Linked DNA regions of Homo sapiens: all the other regions are linked to region 2. A link is a contact called in ENCODE Hi-C or POLR2A ChIA-PET data. All regions are on one chromosome and are shown on one strand. Each heading gives the region's core, a stretch centred on a gene start or an enhancer-like site at or near the end of the contact. The rest is flanking DNA. Distances are from core to core; before and after follow the strand shown.

Region 1 (3,005 bases), core at 425-2,924, 660 kb after region 2:
CTTGCTCTCATCTTCCAACAAACTTCAAATTCTTCTTCACTCTGTTAGGCAGAGCAATTACATTCTCTCAAGCTCTTTCTCCCAAACTCAGCTCCAGGACAACCTTTCAAAATCCAGAGCCCTTTGCTAACCTGCCCAATGGAGTTGGACTTTTCTAGCTTCAACTAGGTTCATCATTTTAGCTGATCTGCCTGTGGCCAGCTTCCCCACATTGGATGCCAACCTAGTAAAACAGTCATCCATAAATCATAAGGAAAGCTAAAATGTATCAAGCACCTACTATGTGCTGGTTCGAGGTTAAATGCCTCGCATGAGTCATCTCATTCAATTTCCACAAAAACCCTTTAAGATAAGGACAATTTGCTGGGCACGGTGGCTCATGCCTGTAATCCCAACACTTTGGGAGGCTGAGGCAGGCAGATCACCTGAAGTCAGGAGTTCAAGAGCAGTCTGGCCAACATGGCGAAACCCCATCTCTACTAAAAATATAAAAATTAGCCAGGCATTGTGGCTCATGCCTGTAATTCCAGCTACTCGAGAGGCTGAGGCAGGGGAATCATTTGAACCCGCGAGGCGAGGTTGCAGTTAGCTGACATCGTGCCACTGCACTCCAGAGCCTTTTAAGACTCTGTCTTAAAAAAAAAATATATATATATATATATATGGACTATTAGTATCCCCATTTTACAGATGAGGAAAATGAGACTTCATAGAGTTTGGGGTGCCTGTGGTCATATCTATAATTGTGAAAAAGTCAGATTCCAAAGCATTTTACCAATATTGCCTAAGTGAGTGGGAGGGAAGGGAAGGCTCTCTGGAGTCGGGCTATGCTGGACAGCGGGGTTCGGAAACTCTGGTGAATAAAGTGGTAGTTGTTTCTATGAACATGGAGTGAGAAGGCCCAATCCTAAACACACCAGTGCTTAAGGCAGCTGCAGAGAATTAAAGGCAATAGAAAAAGGGGAGCTGGATGGCAGGAGCTTGGATGGGGAAGACTTCAAGGGCAGGTGAAGATGCCAACAGCTTCCTGCCTGGAGGACCGAAGAAGGGTTGGGCTTCACTGCAGACCTCCAGGAGACAGATTTGCTTGTTGGGACAGAGTAGGGAGGTGAAAGCGAGGTGAGGAAGTTCGGGGGTGGGGGAGGTGCACACAGCTCCACTAAAGAGCTGGAAGAGGCCGATGGAGTATTCATGAGACGGCTGATCCAGGAAGGACTGTGGCATATTAATATGGAAAAGGCCTGTTTGTTTGTGCTTGGAGAGGAAGGAGCCAGAGGAGAGGGGAGCAAGGTGGGCGGGAGCTGGGGAGAGCCTGCAGCAAGATCTGCAGAGCCCGAGGTGCTCTCGGCCTGGGCCCTGGAGAGGACGTAGGGTAAGTGATGGGGCACAGGCTGTGCGTCAGGGGGAAGGTGCTGGGGCCTGAAGGTCCCGAGGGGAACCTCAGACGGCCTTATGCCTTCTCACAAAGAAACTGGACCATCATCTCCGACCCGCACCCCGGTCGCCCCTCGAGGACAGAGGGTGGGCGCAGGAGGCTGGACCGAGCGGGGCGGAGCTGGATGCCTGGCGCCGGCCTCCCTCCCGGCAACCCCGCCGGTCCTCTCAGGTGACAGCTCACGCCGGCCCCCGCCCCGCCCCCCGCATATTCAGGAGCCCCAGCCCACCCTGCCCGCGAACAGCCAGCGCTGGAGGAGCGCCGGGAGACTCTGCCGTCGGTGCGTGCGCGGACACGCACCCGTCCCCCTTGGTCTCGCCGCCAGCCATGGCCGCCGCTACGGCCTCCCCCCGCAGCCTCCTTGTTCTCCTCCAGGTGGTAGTGCTCGCTCTGGCGCAGATTGTAAGTTTCGCAGCCCCTCCGCTGCCAGGGTCCAGGGTGCGGGGTCTGGAGTCCGGGATGGAGGAGCTCTGCCTGTGTCCCGCGCCTACTGACACCCCTAGCCCGAGAGGCCACCTGAGGACAGCGCCGCGGGCAGGTCCCCTCGGTGGGTGCATACATGGTGCCCATCGCGGCACCGTGAATGGAGGTGGCTGAGCCGGAGAGTCAAACGGGACCCGTCCCCAGACGCGCGGCCCGGCCCGGGACAGGCAGCGTGGGGCAGGAGCTGGCGCCCGGTCCTGGCAGCCCGGGGAGCCCAGGTGGCGGGGCATACAATGGTGCTCATTCACCCGCTGCGCAGCCTCCGCCCCCGCCGCCTCCCAGGGGGCGCCGGCTCCAACCAGACGCCGCTGTCGCCCCGAGGCGGCCTCTCGGCCCTGCCCGCCTACCCACGTCTCCCTTCCGAGGGCCGCCGGGGGCTGCGGGCGCGCGGGTAGGGCAGAGACTGGGCCCGGTCGGGTGCTGGGTGTGGTTTCGAGCTCGCCTGCGGGGCGCCAGCCTGGCACTTCGCGGCCTGGGGAGGTCGTGGGCACCGGGACCCCTGCCTGGGTCCGAGCTGGCCTCTTAAAAGGGCCGCCTTTTAAGATCTCTGATCTGTTCAGAGATGGGCAGCAGGATGGAGACTCTCCAGCTGTGAGCTCGCCTCATCTTGATATGACTTGTGACCTCCCTGAAACCTCACACCCACCCAGGGGCATTGAATTGCAGGCAAACGGGATCCAGAGAGAGGGTCTGCTTTCTGGGAGGTGCCGGCTCCTCCTGCTCCCCTGCAGCAGTCAGGGCTTAGCAGAGGGAGGACCGGGCAGCTGTGCTGCCGAAGGGGCGCTCCGAGTGGGAAGATAGTACCCGCTTCACCTCCCTACACCTCCTTTCTCTGCGCCTCCCCCACTTTCCCGTCGGGTTTTCCCGCACCATGGGGAGAGGAGGAGGCGCTGTCTCTGCCTGTCGTTCACGTAAGAACAACAACCCGAGCCACCGCTCACTGAGGGCCGGCAGCCTGCTAGGCACAACCTTACATTCCATCTGTGATTTATTTGAGCTGTCCACGTCTCCATCTATTCCCCACCGCGACCGCGCAAGGGCAAACTGGCACAGTGGAAGGAGTCGGGCAGATCCAGGGCGGACTCCT
Region 2 (2,871 bases), core at 204-2,703:
AGATGAAACATTAACAAATAAATGAGTAATTCAGTGACGGTGGAAGCAGACAGAAAACATGTTTAGACTATAAAGGGGGACGATGAGAGCAGACGCTTTCAGTACCATGGCCATCAGAGGAAGGTGAGACAAGTCCTGGGGGTAGTGGGCGGATCCAGGCGGCTCCTGTTTTGTAGATATGACTTGCAATGGGCCTTGAAGGACTGACTGCACGACTCAGAGCACAGGAAAGGGAACAGGGTGAACAGGCAGGTGCAGGGCAGCTACAGAGAACAGAGGTAAGGCCGTGAGGGGGAAGGCGGGGAAGCAGGGATATACAGTGGAAGATAAACTGGAAAGGTAGGCAAGGGCCAGATCATGTGCAAACTGGCATGCCCAATCTGAACTTAATCCTGAAGGTGACGGAAGGCGCAAGAAGGTTTTCCGGCACAGAAGTAACGTAAATCAAGACGCATCAGAGAAATTCAACAAAGACTGAGGGGGGAAATGCTTTTTCTTTCAATGTTATGAGATGAAGTGCCAGCCCCCATCACTAGTGTGCAGACCTCAATCATGTCACTTGAGCTGCCTGCAACGCGGGTTCTCACCTAGGGGAATGGGGGTGAGAATCTCTGCGCCGCCCGCGTCACAGGGCCGCTGAGGATTCGAAACTGTAACGAGCGTGGACGGAAGGGCGCCACGCAAACGTGGTGAGCTCTATACACCGCCAGCGCCCCGACCCCCGGCCGCCGGGAAGGGAGGAAGCCGTGAGGCCCAAAGGCCAGCCGCGGGGCCCAGGGCCGGCGAGTTCGCAGGCCCCCTCGTCCTACGGCGCGGAGCTGCCGCGCCCAGCCCCGGGCGGCTGAGCCCGCGCCGAGGCCGGAGGCCCGAGGCCCGCACTGCTTGAATGGATGGGCGACTGCCGGGCTTCCTCGCAGACGAAGAGCAAGGGCGGAGGGTGTGGGGGGGGGCGCCGCTCCACTCCCCTACGGCCTTCTCCGTCCGACGAGCCCGGCCGAGCTGATTCGGCGCGGCCCAGCGCGGCAGCGCAGGCCCCGCAGCCTCTGAAGCCGCCCCGCGCCCCGCTTGGCCCCTCTCCCCAGCGCCGCCCGGCCACGAGGCCCGCGCGCGGGAGCCGGCAGCTCGCCGGCCGGGGCGCCCGCCCCACTCCCGTTAGGCACACAGCCCATTGGGCAGGACGCCGAGTCACCTCGCCCCTGATTGGTAGGAGCGACGTCCGTCACCGCGGCGGCGGGGCTATTCGGCGCCGGGCTCAGCTCGCGCCGCTGACTCCTGCGCGGGAGAACAGATCCCCCCCGGGATCCCTGGAGTCAGCCTACCTGCGGCCGGCTTCAGATCCTCCCGTCAGCGACAGAGCTGGGCCGGCGACGCGCGCGGAGCCCCGGACAGCCAGTGAACAACCCCGACCGCATGCGCCCGGCAGTCTTTCACGGAGGCGGGCTCTAGGCTGTGCGCACGCAGAGGTTGGAGGGCGGGCCGGGCCTGGAGGGCGCGGGGCGGGGCGGGGCCTGGAGTGCGCAGGCGCGGGACAGGACCGCTGGGCCGCCTCCGCTGAACTGTGCCGCCGTAGGTTCGAGGCCGGGCGGGTGGTGGCGTGTCTGCCCCTCTGCTTCCGTCCCAGCCTGTGGCCCAAGCTTACTCTCTTGAAGGGGAGGAGGCTGTTTGGGAACTCACGCCTGGCCTATTCGTCACCTGGCCTCGCGTCCTCCCACAGCGGTCTCCTGGAGTTCTGGGCGTCGCCTTCCATCCGATGGTCTTTCACTGTGGGCTCCTGGCGGTGATGCGCCAGCGCATCTCTGCCTCCGGGCGAGGGACGGCGGCAGCGCCACCCTGGCCTCCAAGACGGAAGTGCGGAGGGTCGCGCGGCGTTGGCTCCTCGTCGGCCTCCCTCCTCCCCACACCTGCCCCGAAGGCGGCTGCTTTGGATGGACTAGGATCCCGAAAAGTACGGTTTCATCTAGCTATCGCTCCCTGAGCACCGACTGTGCCACGCACTGTGCTGGGCACCGAGGGACCCTCTCCTCGGACTAACGATGTAGGGAGGCACACTGAGCAGCTCATTACACTTTATGGTTGTTATGGGTGCTTGCTGCAGAGATGCTGGTGCCGGGGCAGTGAGTGCCCAGCGCGGGGACTGACCCAAGTCCGGTGGTGATTGGGAATTCAGGCGGGAAGCCCGCCCTGAAAAAGTAACTTTGAAGCAGAGACCTAAGTAGACGGCAAAGATGGGAAAGGGAGAGGCGGGGATAAGAAAGTGAGACATGCTTGAGCCCAACAGTTCGAGACCAACTTGGGTAACATAGCGAGACCCCGTTTCTTATAAAAATAATAATAGTAGGCCGGGCGCAGTGGCTCACACCTGTAATCCCAACATTTTGGGAGGCCGAGGCAGGCGGATCACAAGGTCAGGAGTTCAAGACCAGCCTCGCCAATATGGTGAAACCCCGTCTCTACTAAAAATACAAAAATTAGCTGGGCGTGGTGGTGGGTGCCTGTAGTCCCAGCTACTCAGGAGGCTGAGGCAGGAGAATAGCTTGAACCTGGGAGGTGGAGGTTGCAGTGAGCCAAGATTGCACCACTGCATTCCAGCCTGGGCGACAGAGCGAGACTCCTTCTCAAAGAATAAATAAATAAAATAAAAATAGTAATAATAATTTTTTTTTAAAAGTGAGGCAGAAGGAAAAGCCTGTGTACAAGCCCAAAGAGGCCGGCACAGCTGAATTGGAAGGCCAGTCTAGCCAAGTCCACAAGGGCCACAGGAAGCGAGATTAACATGAGATTAGGTTGAAGAGTTGGGTAGGGCCATACGGTGAAGAGCATTATAGACCAAGTAAAGGCTTCTCTTTCTCCTAGGGATAGTGGAAAGCTGTA
Region 3 (2,834 bases), core at 40-2,539, 720 kb after region 2:
CTAGCTACTCGGGATGCTGAGGCAGGAGAATCATTTGAACATCCCTCCCTCTGCGCGCTGCTGGCAGTGTCACAGACACACTCTTCCCCTTGCAGACTCTCCCTCGTCCCTCCTAGTTTCTTGCAGTGAGCCGAGATAACGCCACTGTACTCCAGCCTGGTGACAGAGCTAGACTCTAAAATTAAATAAATAAATAAAGATTAAAAATAAATAAATAAAAGTTCAGATCTCTAAACCATGGTTATCTCAGGTAAATTGTTAACTTTCACTTTTTATTTTACCATTTTAATATTTAAACTAAAATAATGTTGATTTTATGAAAAACGAGAAATATATTTCATTTAATTTCATTTATTTATTTATTTTGAGATTGAGTTTCACTCTTGTCGCCCAGGCTGGAGTGCAGTGGCACAATCTCAGCTCACTGCAACCTCCGCCTACTGGGTTCAAATGATTCTCCTGCCTCAGCCTCCCAAGTAGCTGGGACTACAGGTGCGCGCCACCACACCCGGCTAATTTTTCTATTTTTAGTAGAGACGGGTTTTCGCCACGTTGGTCAGGCTGGTCTCGAACTCCTGACCCCAGGTGATCCGCCCGCCTCGGCCTCCCAAAGTGCTGGGATTACAGGCATGAGACACCACGCCGGGCCCGATAAGTTTTTTGTTTGTTTGTTTGTTTTTTCAAGCAGAAACAATATATGCACTTTAAGGAGAAACAAGAGTGCAAGTTCTTGGAAGGACTGCAAAATCCTATGGTTAGGCATGATTACATAAATGTCATGAGGAAGTTGGGTGTCTAAATCCTTTTAAAGGCTTATTCCAAAGATAAAGGAGGCCAAGTCTGGGCCCAAGGATCCCAAGGAAGCTGCAGGGAGGGCACAAGAGCCCAAGCCTTCCTCCAGGCCCTAAAGGGATTGGGTCCCATGATAACGTTACAGAAAACTTCCTTGACGCACCAAGACCCTCCTCAAAGCCACAGTCCGCCATCGGGCCAAGTTACGAGACTCAGCAGGGACCACAAAGACGAGACTGGCGCGGGGACCGAAGCAATCAAGAGTCTCAGGGTCGAAGCCAAGGCTACTCCAGGGCTGGCCGGGTATGGGGGTCAGGTTGGACCCTGTCTAGGCTCACCTGCCGCTGTGCTAGGAAGGTCTCCCAAAGATACACTGTCCAGGAAAAGAGCAGCACGGCCCCGAAGATACGCTTCTCGGCCGGCATCTCCCACAAAGCGTCCAGCGATGCCCACATCCCCATGGCCACCCGGTTCCGCCGGCTCCTTCAGCGTGCACCGGTGCCACACCGACACTCGTCCCTTCAGAGCGTCCCCGCGGTGTCACAGCAATATCCGTTCTTTCCGAGGGCCCCTACGCCGATACCCGCCCCCATCCCTCCCTCTGCGCGCTGCTGGCAGTGTCACAGACACACTCTTCCCCTTGCAGACTCTCCCTAGTCCCTCCTAGTTTCTACAGGAAAAGCCCCAGCCCCACCTTCCTCACTTCCGGCCCAAAGAGGGCGGGGACCCAAACGCCGAGTTCCGGGCCCGGCTGAGCTGTGTTGCATCAACATTCTTCCCCCACGTCTTGACGCTGGGTTCCGGCCTAGGGTTCTGGCTTTCCTCCTGGGCTAGTGAACGCGGCGAAGTCCTCCTCTTTCTAATCTCCAGAGCCGCAGTTCCATCCTCTGGGTCAGCGGCTTACCCTGACTGGGCTGCGGTATCTGCCTTCCTTCCCCCAACAAGGCGACAGGTAGTCGGGGCTGGGGCCGGAACTGACTGAGTGGGCCGCAACTGACTGAGTGGGCCGCGGCTCCCGCCTGAGGAGGCTAGGAAGGACTGAACAGCAGCCGACTTCCCAGGCTCTAAAAATCGTGCCTCTGAGTTAGAGCTACCTCAAAAGCAAGACCAAGCATGAGAAATGGAGTCTTTTGGCCAGTATTGGGGTGTTCGGAATTCAAGCGTATGAGAGAGTGGACGGTAGCGTTGAGAATTTTCATTTGAAGATCTCGTCTTAACCACCCCAAGTGTAGTCAGAGGCGGCGTTTTCCCTGCGAGAGTGCCCTGGAACAAAGCAAGGATAGCGTGGGTTAGACATACCTGAAATGAAAGCGTCTTACTTTATCTAGGTACATATTTGCGTCAGTAAGGCGCAACGCCATTTCTCTCTTGGAATTCAGAAGTGAAATATGGTGACTGGGACGCCTGTACATTGCTTTGACTTAAAAATTGAAGTCCATTATTCTGACCGAAAGTTAATCTGATGATTAATTGGTTAAACATACTATCGTTGCTAATTAGCATAATTATTATTTACAATAAAGTGAGCTAAATAGCTACAACTAAAATATATTTAAATTACTGTGATATTGTGATGCTAAAGATGTGTTGAAATTAATATCTTGAATTTCTCAACCCTGCCTAAATGCCTCTGAGAGTAATTAGTATAATTAAAAGTCACTAGAGAAAGTGAATGACTCTAATAACAGGATAACAAATTCTTTTCAAGTCAGATGGTTTCCAGTTCTTTGCTTTCAACAAAATTAATGGTGGCCCATGAATTGTCAGCTGATGAAGGAACACTATTTGGTTTTTGGCATGCAACTCGGAAAGAAACCAAACGATTGATTGACATGCTTACAACAAAACTACTAGCATTCTCACCTATTTATGTAAAACCATTTCTCAGCACTTGTATCTGTGAAAACAACAGAATTGAAAATGAACCCTGTTAATCTACCAGTAGGAACTATTCATCCAGATAAATGAATTAATTGGTGGGTCAGCCCCATCTATCTCACTAAGAGATGTGTTCCCAATAGAATTTCACCTTTTATAACTGT

The links. A loop is a pair of places that touch in the nucleus more often than their neighbours do. ChIA-PET counts read pairs that join two places held with the same protein, here RNA polymerase II (POLR2A). Pooled maps may share reads with other maps.
Region 1: a loop to region 2 is called in a map with no recorded cell type, with 9 times the contacts of the local background. The contact joins the promoter of COL9A2 here to the promoter of CTPS1 in region 2. A Hi-C loop is called at or near these places in 1 of 37 single-sample maps with no recorded cell type and 5 of 50 pooled maps. POLR2A ChIA-PET finds 5 or more read pairs at or near these places in 1 of 52 experiments (OCI-LY7).
Region 3: a map with no recorded cell type shows a loop between it and region 2 (15-fold over the local background). The contact joins the promoter of ZMPSTE24 here to the promoter of CTPS1 in region 2. A Hi-C loop is called at or near these places in 1 of 37 single-sample maps with no recorded cell type and 7 of 50 pooled maps. POLR2A ChIA-PET finds 5 or more read pairs at or near these places in 3 of 52 experiments (CD4-positive, alpha-beta T cell, GM12878 and K562).

What each region holds. Positions count from the first base shown.
Region 1 is chr1:40,315,955-40,318,959 of GRCh38, reverse strand. It overlaps COL9A2 (collagen type IX alpha 2 chain), which reads left to right and starts at 1,674. Exons shown (of 32, transcript NM_001852.4): 1 at 1,674-1,837. The coding sequence starts at 1,763. RefSeq lists enhancers at 1,543-2,179, 2,180-2,816 and a silencer at 1,990-2,499.
Region 2 is chr1:40,978,278-40,981,148 of GRCh38, reverse strand. It overlaps CTPS1 (CTP synthase 1), which reads right to left and starts at 1,453. Exons shown (of 19, transcript NM_001905.4): 1 at 1,320-1,453. RefSeq lists an enhancer at 455-504 and silencers at 705-844, 915-1,204, 1,475-1,664.
Region 3 is chr1:40,256,691-40,259,524 of GRCh38, reverse strand. It overlaps ZMPSTE24 (zinc metallopeptidase STE24), which reads right to left and starts at 1,289. Exons shown (of 10, transcript NM_005857.5): 1 at 1,131-1,289. The coding sequence starts at 1,253. RefSeq lists enhancers at 879-978, 1,069-1,348, 1,429-1,698, 1,929-2,058.